Regions from separate parts of the Homo sapiens genome. Here region 1 is linked to region 2. Evidence: read pairs that join two places in POLR2A ChIA-PET (ENCODE). Cell type or tissue: A673. All regions are shown on one strand. Links, peaks and the distances in the headings refer to the core of each region. The heading gives the core; the rest is flanking DNA. Region 1 overlaps YAP1 (Yes1 associated transcriptional regulator). Region 2 overlaps YAP1 (Yes1 associated transcriptional regulator).

Region 1 (5,392 bases), core at 106-5,105, 60 kb before region 2:
GAAGTTTTTAACAGCATTGAGGATAGGACAGCAAGACTTTAGGAGTCAGAACTAAAAAATAAAATTTGATATTGGTCACGTAGGTTCTTTGTTTCTGAGTATTAGATAAAGCAGATACAATATATTTGATGTTTCAGTGCTAAGATAAACTGTCAAGGGAAGAAGTTCACAGGAAGCCAAAAGACTTAAGATATACTGAATTTATTGTGATTACTTTAAAAAAATCTAAAAATAGTCTATTAGTATGAGAATAGAGCAGGTCTGTCAACTTCAACATAAGAAAAGACGACACAGTAGGCAGTAAAGATGAAACAAAGAAGTTACCTTTAAAGGAAGTGAAGCTATTCTGTCCAGGACCCATCACCCAGAGTAAGTTTGAGAATAAAGATTTAGGAAAATCTTTGGAAGGAAGAGTTTTACAAATAGCAGCATTTGCCCACCAAAAAACCCCAGGATGATCTATGGCATAAAACAAAATGGCGAATGGCCCCATTTCTAGACTTTACAAATTATCTTAAAAACAGTATGGTTTTGACATTAGTAATTAAAGAACTTTTTTTTTAGTTTCTTGATTTTGACAGTTTTTATTCATAGTGAAATTGAGACCTGTATTTACTTAGAACAACTACTACTCGGCAACAACAAAATGAAAAACAATGAAAATAGGTTACATAAAACATATTTTAAAACTGCTCTTTTTTTTTCTATTAGCCATGTAATTATATTTTTGATGGTTCTAAGGTGTTCTAACAATAGTAGACGAAAAATATTCTTCCTTTATGGTAATTTGTTAGAAAGTCAGAGGTACAATAATGCTTCCTTTCTCCATCCTTTTTTATGTCAGATAAAGAAACATTTCTTTCAAGATCACTTTATAGGGGCCAAAAGGAAAACTTCCCCTCTACCCTCTAAAGGTTCGCTGAAAATGAACTGATAATAGACAAATTAACAGGAGAAAATGGCAAACAAATTTATTTAAGGTGCATAAGCATGGGGGAAATTGCAAGACAATTATTACCCAATAACCAAGTGAGTTCCAGATACTATATAATACCCTTCTTCACAGGGGAAGGGGACATGAGGGAAATGACGCCATTTTGAAGGGCAGTAAATGATTTTTAGGAAGAATGAATGGGCCCAGTACACAGACAATGGTTAGTAAATAATTCTCTTTGGAAACTGAATGGGATCTGAGAACAGACAATAGTCTGGGCAAAGTTCCTCTGAGCTCTCTAGGTGTGATATTTAATTTTTAGTCTTTTCCTCTGTCATACAAGTTTCAGGCTTCTCTGGTTAATGAAATTTTGAGGAGGGGATCAAAGGCAATTGTATTCCTTTTGGTGGGTCTGGTTTCTAGGCAGATAAAGGAACTTCAAGGAACAGCCTCATCCTGTGCTTTGGCATAGAACTTGAGGCTGCTTCCTTAGTTTGTCAAAGAACCATATTTTGGAGTATCATTTTCTGAGCCCCAACAAGTTCCTGACATCGTATGTTGGCACATACTGTCTTACTCCTTCTATCAGGGTTTACCTTTGATGCCAATCACACTAGAATTGTATGGACAGATTACCGACAAAGCACAGTTTCAACGTGAGCCTGTCTCAGATGCCATGGCTTAATTTAACTCCTGAAGTACCAATTCCTCAAACCCCAAATCAGAGTTCAGGTAGTACTGAGTTCACATATTTTCACTGACACTCAAGAGATACTTTTAAAATACAGCCCTAAAAAAAACCCAAAAAACAAAAAACAGACCTTTAGGTGCCTCCTTCCTGGTAACAGAAATGTAGAGCTTTTTTTTTTTTTAAGAGACAGAGTCTCGCCATGTTGCCCAGGCTGGTTTCGAACTCCTGGGCTCAAGCAAACCTCCTGCCTCGGCCTCCCAAAGTGTTGGGATTAGAGGCATGAGCCACCATGCCTGGCCGAGTATGACGATTTTTAAATGTCTATACTTAGCATGCTGTGATTTAGCTAGGGAAAAAATGGCACAGATACATGTATTTTATGTATGTAAACAGAGTATCTCTGGAAAAATTAACAAAAAACAAAAAACCTAAGAAACTCATAGTTATTTAGGCCCCATAGGAGAGAACTAGAAAAACAGGGAAAAGATCTTATTTTGAGTGTACTTTCACCTCTGTACATCTATCACTAGTATACCATTTTTCTATTATCTATTCAAAAAAATTTTATATGGAAATTTAAAAATATCTACGCTACTTAACAAAAGACCTTATCTCCAATATCTGAACTTAGTAGATTTAACCACTCTGAAATAAGATAAAGTAAAAATTAATGTTGAGATTAATTATATATATTAGGAACATAAAAACCAACAGTACCTTCTGGAAGAAAGCTGATGGAATTGGTGATTAAAGGGCTTCAAAGCTCTCTACTATGTCCTACTTTCCCCAAAATAAAAAAACATCCATAAGCAGGTAATTTTAAAGCACACTGGCATCTTCTAAACTTGAAGATAACTTTTTGTTTTTGAGACAGAATCTCACTCTGTCACCCAGGCTTGAGTGCGGTGGCACAATCTTGGCTCACCGAACCTCTGCCTCCGAAGCTCAAGTGATTCTTGTGCCTCAGCCTCCTGAGAAGTTGAGATTACAGGTGTGTGCCACCACGCTTGGCTAATTTTTTTATTTTTAGTAGAGATGGGGTTTCGCTAAGTTGGCCAGGCTTGTCTTGAACTGGCCTCAAGTGATCTGCCCACCCTGGCCTCCCAAAGTGCTGGGATTACAGGCATGAGCCACCGCACCTGGCCAAAGGTAACATTTATTTTGTTTTCAATGAAAATTCTTAGATTCGGTAATACCGAAGTATATTTGTCATTTGAGAAATGTCATATTGGTGTATCCCGCCACGTAAGTTATTAATAAAGGATGTTTTCTCCTGAGTGATGTTCTAGAATTTCCCCTTTAGTGAAATCCTCAGAAAAACAGCAATCCACAATTCCATGTACATTAGAGAAAGCATCCTTGCTTCCTTCAATTTTTGCTCAATTGCAATGACCATGACCAAAACAGCTCTTCATGATACAGGTTTCCAAGTCACATCCCTTGTAACTTGATCAAAGGCCATTCACAGTCACAAAACTAAGACAAGGACAGGGCTGGATAGAATGCTTCTGTGTCACTCAGTTTTACAAAGACAACATTCCTCTGTAACTAATAAATGTTAAAATGAAATCTGCCCAACTTTAAGAAAACAAACCCCCAAAAGTGGAAGGCTGGTTTCTAACCTGTGGCCTCACCTGCCGAAGCAGTTCTTGCTGTTTCAGCCGCAGCCTCTCCTTCTCCATCTGCAGTTGCTGCAGTCGCATCTGTTGCTGCTGGTTGGAGTTGCTGCCACCCATGACGCCTCCCTGTGGGCTCTGGGGAGCCAGGGGTGGTGGCTGTTTCACTGGAGCACTCTGACTGATTCTCTGGTTCATGGCTGAAATGAAAAGAAAAAAAAAATCTGTCCTAAAAAACTAGTGAAGGAAGATAAAATGATGATTTAATTATTCAAAAGCAATTTGGGATATTCGATGTAACTTTTTTGGGCAGGAAGACTGGAAATAACCTAAAAATCCATCAATATCACAATGACTACATTAATTTATTATTACTGTTGTCACAAGATACAAGGAAGTCATAAGAGAAAAGAAACAAGACGTAGTTTTAACATGCAATAAGGAACAGTTTCTAAGGACTTACTAAATTAAAAGCAAGGTGCAGAAGAGAAAGTGTTTAAAAAAAACGGGGTGGGGGAAGGGAGCGGGGGTGAATATATTGCATATTCAGAGGATATAAAAATTGATGAATAGCTAAGAAGCAACTAACATCTTTTGGCTCCAGAGATGGGAAACTGGGTGACTAAAGGACAAAGGTGGAGAACCTTATTTATAACTTCTGAAGTGTGAATGATGCAAATTCATTACTTCTTATGAAATATATAAATTAAAAATTCATCCACAAAAATTAAGACAAAGCATTCCAAACAGCAAAGCCCATCAAAATAATCAGCCCTTAATATATCCACATACACATCCCAATAAAGCAAGTAGATTAAAATGATCTGATGCTTGCTCATATCAAATTGAGTCCACAAGTATCTGGATGACATGGATTTGTCTCATTTGACACCATGGTAACCCCCAGCACAAAGCCTAGGTAGTAAAAAAAAAAAAATTTTTTTTTGAAGCTGTAATACACCATTTGGTGGTTAGAAATGGACTGGGTTTTTATACTAGTGAATTTCTGTCACTGATACAACACTGATCAAACTGTGAATTAACCTCAGTGAGCAGAGGGAAGTTTTATGTGAAAATGTTAGTAAGAATAATAAACCTTTTCAGATACATATTCAACTTAAGTTGAAATTTTGGGTCACTGTTTCTACTAAATGTTTAGTACACATTGACTAAAGAAAACCCCAGGTCCCAATGGCTTTGCAGTCATTCAAGGAAGAAATAATACCAGTCTTACACAGCCTCTTCCAGAGCATAACAAGGAAAGAATACTTTCCAACACTTATAAGGCCAGCATAACCTTGATACCATACAAGGATATTAAAAGAAAGGAAAATTACAGGCCAATCTCTCATATAAACCTTGCTACAAAAATCCTAAATAACATACACTGACAGCTCTTATAACTTAATGGTCTCCCAGTCACACAGCAAACTCCTTGTGATTTTTAATGTGTCCCATTATAACAGACTGGCTGCTTGGTAAATGCCATTTCTTCTTGGAGACTACTTGAGCAAAACCTCACAAGGCTGGGCCCATCCTATACATTAAGAATTTTCTTCTCTCAAGGAATTGCCTGGGAACTTTTCCATATTGTCTACTGACATTTATTGCCTGATTCTAATTTTTTACTTACAAATTTATATGCTCCCTCAGACTGAGTGCCACAGGAGTATGGGTCATATCGTAGTCATCTATGTGTCCTCAATACCTAGCACAGCATCTGGCACAAAGTGTGCGCTGAAAAAATACTGAGCCATTTCTACATAAGTTGAGTAGTTACTCACTGAGGCAGAAACTATTTAAGACAACAGAAGTCCTACTTTTAATTTCTCTTTACATTAGCACACCTTTTTTTTTTTTTTTCCCCTTTTCTGTCTTACTATGTTGCCTAGGCTGGTCTCAAATGCCTGGCTTCAAACAATCCTACTGTCTGTCTCTCAAGCAGCTGAGACTGCAGGCGAGCATCATACCTGGCTCAAGACTGCCCAATTCTTCTATCAGGCTAGCACAGCACCGAGACAGAACCAAGGATATTAAAGAGAGGAATATTACAGACCAACCTCCCTCAGAATAATGCCTTAGTTCAATCCAATCTTCTCAGCTACCTGTTAATAAAAGATGACTGCATTATTAACTTATTTCTATTTTTTC
Region 2 (5,392 bases), core at 163-5,162:
TGCCAGGTGATGTCAGGTACAGAATAAGGGAGATCCAGTCTCCAACTGGAGTCCAAAGTTGCAACAGAACAAGAAAGAGGAGGAAAATTAATTTAATCTTTTATGTAACTGAAAACAAAGGTATTCATCGTTCCTTTCCCAAACAAATCCTTCCTACTTTTCCATGATCACAAAAGCAATATTAAGTTATTTACATACCATTTCTGTTTTTACTTTCTATACTCAGCAATAACAAGTTTGGCCAATCATTTCACATATACCTTAAAAGACTTAAACTATACTCCCTGTATCACAAGCCACTTCCATGTAAATTGCTAGGCCAGCTTCCCTTAAACATAACTGATGTTAGTCTTTCCCCTCCCTTGACAATAAATCTGCCTTCCTCTTTCATCCATCTCCTGGCTTAACATTCATTTTGAACCCTTTATCTCACTAGCTTCTTTTCTCTCTTGAAGGTATCCTATCAATTTCTAATCCAGCATACATATCATACCCATCTTATTCCATCTCCCTGTACAAACCATGTCTCTTCCTTCTCTTATCCTACAGCTTCTTCAAAGCCTGGCTCCAAAACATGCCTGTTCAGGAAGTTGCAGATTGACTCCAATGGCTGGTGATCTCCTATCTAAATGTGCTCAGGTTACATAGCATTAATATATCTTCAATTTGTTGCCTTTAGGAACAATTTCAAGATTTCCTCCAAATCCTCCAGTATGGTGTTTTGCCCAGAAATGTCACTTTAATAAGCAAAAGGAACTCATATTTCAAACTGTAACCAACAAAAACTACATAGCAACACATGAAGAGGTAAAAGATATCAGAATACCACACAAAGCAGTAAAAAAGTAATATTTTAATAGGCTCTATCTATCATTTGCAGCTAGTGGAACAACAAATAGTTATAACTGTACTAGAGAACTGTTTGGCAATATTAAAAGATTATAGTTAAACAGTCTGAAAATATACAGCCAATAAGTTATCAATCGGTTATGAGATCATTTATTTGTTCTTTTGGCTTTTATATACTTTCAAACATTTCCTCCTATATTAAATCTCTACATGTGCAATAAAAAGCATAATTTGTATATGTTCTTAAAAGTAGATTGATATAATGACCAAGAACAGACAGAAGGTGAGGAAAGGCATTTCAGATACTGATGTCTTGTCCAGAGAACAGTAAGAGAAATAATATCTTAAAAATATATTGAATAAATACTTTATAATGATTCTAGTGCTGTATGGTTACCCCCAAGTTGACACCAATACTGAGTATCATGAACTCTCATGGAATCCTTAAACTAGGCACATTAATGCCATCCAAAAACCATCAGTGTGTAGCACACGTTAAGTACACGGGATTTATTGAACTGAGTGAACCACCACTAAACCACCTAAGTCTTTGTCATAGCTCTTGTTTTTTTCAGTTCTTGTCTATCACACAACATTTCTCAGATAAACTTAATCCAAAGCTTCTCTTTTTGCAGAAACACAAGTGTCATAAATGTACACTTATTTCAGCTTTCAAACCAATGATCTTCTTAGGCTCCCCCAAAGCCTTGAAACCATGTGTTTATAGACAAGTCAGATGTTTACTTGCAGCTTAGAGATCAAAGCTGCAATCTCTTACAAGTCAACTAAGAAACACCAAAGTTTCCCAATTTTAAGCATGCTCTATTAATTTCATGTTATGAAACTGGCTAGAATTTTAAAACAGAGTAAAAGCATTCAAAATTCTTAAGTGTCTAATATAGACTACTCTGTGTTAATTATTCTAAATAACCAAGGATAGTCATAAAGCTAACACAATGCTAGAAAATTCAAAGATGCTTTCAAAATCCTTTCTATAACTTTAACTTCCACAATATACTCCAATAATTTCTAAAATCTACATAGTAGACATTTTCTTCTCCTTTCACATGACTATCATTCTAATATCTCTAATATGCCAGTTTTTAAAGCCTGTGGTATAGATGACAGAGAAATGGTGTGGTTAATATTAAGTAATATGTACATGGTTACGAAATGTTTAGTAAAAGCTGTTGAAAATAACTAAAATACGTAAGCAAAAGACAGCTAATGACCTGGTTTTAAGATAACTTAATGGTGAAATAAAAAAATGGTGGAGAAAAAAGATTTCCTAAAAACCCCAAAAATAAAAATAATATCACAGAGGCTCTGCCTGTGTAGAAGCCATCCTCAGGGGTGGAGATTCAATGCTGAAACAGATTCTGCCTGTACTTCTTGTTCAATAAGTTGGTCATATTATTTCATCTTTGAACTTCTTTTCCTCATCTGTAAATAGGGATAATGCGCACCTGCCTTAAGCATAAAAGGTGCTCAATGTTAGTTCATTTCCACCAGAGTCTGGATTTATTTCAGCAATTAAATTTAATGATTTCAAAAGGTAGAAAAGACTAGAAAGATCATCTTATTAGCCCTCAAACTCCCGCATGTACATGTAGAAATTTACTATAATATGTTTATCTCTTCATAGTATCAGAATAGAGACTAGAATTTACATCTAAAGATGACTACTGGAGTGTTCTGGCATACTACACTATAAATCCTCATGTGGCTATAATGAGGATTACATTAAAAAATGCAGCTAAAGCACAAAGCGCAGAGCTGGTTAAATAAACATTCAAATACATTTTAGTATATAACAGTGGTTACGTGGACTTTGGTGCCAGATTAACAGAGCTAGAATCCTAAGTGTGCCACTTATTAGTTCTACGATTTTGGCTGAACTGTACCCTAGCTTTCTCAAAAATAAAATAGAGATAACAGAGTTACTGTGAAGACTCACTGAGTTACTCCAGATAAAGGAATTAAAGCAGTGCCTAGCACAAAATAAAGACTCTCTAAATGCTAATCATTATTGTTATTATTGATAGATTTCAGAACAAATCATGCCCTTGAAATTCCCCTGAATATAGTAAAAGCCAGACACAGTATTTTAATTCCATTTAGCAACATTTGAGCACAAATTATTAGTTGTCGTGCTGGAAGAGGAATTAGAGATATGGACCCAAGAATGAAAGTTCCAGAAGCAAGGCAAGCACAGAATCTCAATTCTCCACCAGAATGGAAGTACCTTGTTTAATCAAAACTAAGATCCCATGAATTGTAAGAAGTACCCTAATTTCAGAGGTTAAAATGTAAAAAATAGACATATTAGAGTTGAGGAAATGCTATAGGAATAAAAATGAGTAAAGTAATGCTACAGAAGTTGGGATAAGGGAGGGGTTCAAATGTTATTAGTACGAGCTACAGGAAAAAGATGGTGACACATTTGAGTTAGATCTGAGAGCCTTAAACGATAAAGTAAAAATGAGGGGTGTGTAAGACCTTCTCAGGGTAAGTAGCTGAAGTAGTAAAGAGCATTTACAATGCTACCAATGCATGCATGAATATACAACATGTAAAAGAGGTGCATCTCTTCAGTACATCCAATTGGTGGTGTCTCACAGGCAGGAGAGAGGAGTGAGGAGGAGAGATGGCAGATGCAGATGAGGCTAGAGGCCGGGTGTGGTGGCTCACGCCTGTAACCCTCGCACTTTGGGAGGTCTAGGTGTGAGGATTGCTTGGGGCCAAGAGTTCAAGACTAACCTAGCCAACATAGTGAGACCCTGTCTCTATTTGTCTTTTATTAATTAAAAAAGAGGGAGGGAGAGATGAGGCTAGAAAGGTGATATGGGGCCAGGCTATGGACCTTAATCTGTAGGTCATCGTTCTATGACTTGTCCAAGTACATTACTTATATGTAATTTAACTAACTTAACTAACTAAACTGATTCCTTGACATTCTGACTTAACTAACTTGACCTAACTGAATTTTGATCAAATGATCTATCTTTACTATCTGGGTCAAAGAAGAGGGCTTCTCTTTTAGTCTCTCTGGCAGACAGCAGCTTCATAGCCACTTTTGTCCTGAAAGACTTCAAGACAGTCAGGAATCAAAACACTGCAAATACTGGAAAGTCCAATGAGCAAAATGAGTGAGCAAAGGAGTAAGGAAAGTAGAAATATATATAAGGCATCTTGGATCTGAGAATGGGAATAGTGAATTTATGAAGTATTATTAATCCTGTCCATAAGATGAAAACTTGTGAAGCTCACTATGTTCTGATTTTGAACAGTTCAAACTAATAGGTTATAAAATACAGTCAACATTTTACATTTACTGCCTCACAAATAACCTAATTCTTTGTCCTAATAACGTCTTTTACCTTCAATTTTTTTCTCAGTTCAATATTTATAATTTATAGAACTTAAGTTTTCAAGTATTAGAGACCTAGATGATACAATTATTATAGGTTTCTTATCAAATTGGTTACATTTAACATTAAAAATGGACACTTCTTTCCACAGTGTCTTTCCACATTTGATAGCAACTTCTATGGGGCAGGAGCAGAGGCAGGTCATACATATCAGTGGTATTTCTGATATACCAGAATTCCTTCATGAACTCTTTAAAGAAATTATTCACATTGTACCTCTCTTTATCCCTACAAAGAAATACTTGCTTGGCCACTCAAAACACAATTGGTGAGATTCTAACCAATTACTGGAGAACACCAAAAACACTGAGCTGAACTCCAATCATTAGGCAGAGCACTTCTATTCTTAGGAAAAGGAAGGGTTTGGTTCAGTTGGCAACAGTCCTGGCCTCTGGATCAAGAGGTCACAGTCTCACATTTCACATATGAACTCCGGTTTACAACTCTTGCTAATACTCCTGCAGAATAATTCAAGAGGCATTAAATGACAGCCTTACCAAAAACCAAGTATCCAGTAAAACTTCAAACCCAGAAATACAATATAGAAACAAATTTGACATACTAATCCCTCTTTTAAACAAAAGACTCTGTGCTCAGAAATAGCTGAGAGGGAGGGAAGGAGAAGGAGAGAGAGAGACAGAATAAGTGTGTGTGAGCATGAGTGTGTGAGCATGAGTGTGTGTATGTGTGTGTGTGTGTGTGTGTGTTTTGGCCAAAGGTAGGATAAATGAATTATATTGCATAACTACATCGACACGTTTTTAAACAGTAACCTATTCCAAAAAGGGTAAGGCAACATTCGCAAAATTAAAAGTAAGCTTCTGGTCTCTAAATATTTCTATTAAATAATTTAACTTCATGCTAGGCTGGTGGGCTAAAAATACAGAAAAAATTCTTGCAGAAATGAGATGCCATATCAAGTGATTTCATGTGAACAATCTACAAGCACACAACTCAGACAGGGTGGCACCAAGTGATTAACAGCCCTTTACAAAAATAGATAAATAATGTTGCAATACATGAGCTCTCATTTGAAATACTAGGCTGAATTCCTGAAAGCAGAAGCTTATTCTGCTCTTTAAAAATATGCATCCTAGAAAAATCAATAAGCC

Evidence for each region. ChIA-PET counts read pairs that join two places held together with the same protein. Peaks named below come from ENCODE experiments on the same cell type or tissue, not always from the same donor. Only the 100,000 strongest peaks of a DNase experiment are listed, where the experiment ranks them.
Region 1: POLR2A ChIA-PET joins it to region 2 with 5 read pairs; 3 of 35 experiments call an interaction of 5 or more read pairs at or near these places.

What each region holds. Positions count from the first base shown.
Region 1 is chr11:102,203,942-102,209,333 of GRCh38, reverse strand. It overlaps YAP1 (Yes1 associated transcriptional regulator), which reads right to left. Exons shown (of 9, transcript NM_001130145.3): 5 at 3,260-3,441. Among named protein-coding and RNA genes, the nearest start is that of YAP1-DT, 96 kb to the right of the region's middle. In A673, for the core only: no CTCF peak of the experiment used is centred there; no DNase peak of the experiment used is centred there.
Region 2 is chr11:102,144,451-102,149,842 of GRCh38, reverse strand. The region is part of intron 2 of YAP1 (Yes1 associated transcriptional regulator); the gene reads right to left. Among named protein-coding and RNA genes, the nearest start is that of YAP1-DT, 37 kb to the right of the region's middle. In A673, for the core only: no CTCF peak of the experiment used is centred there; no DNase peak of the experiment used is centred there; H3K27ac peaks cover 1,343 bases.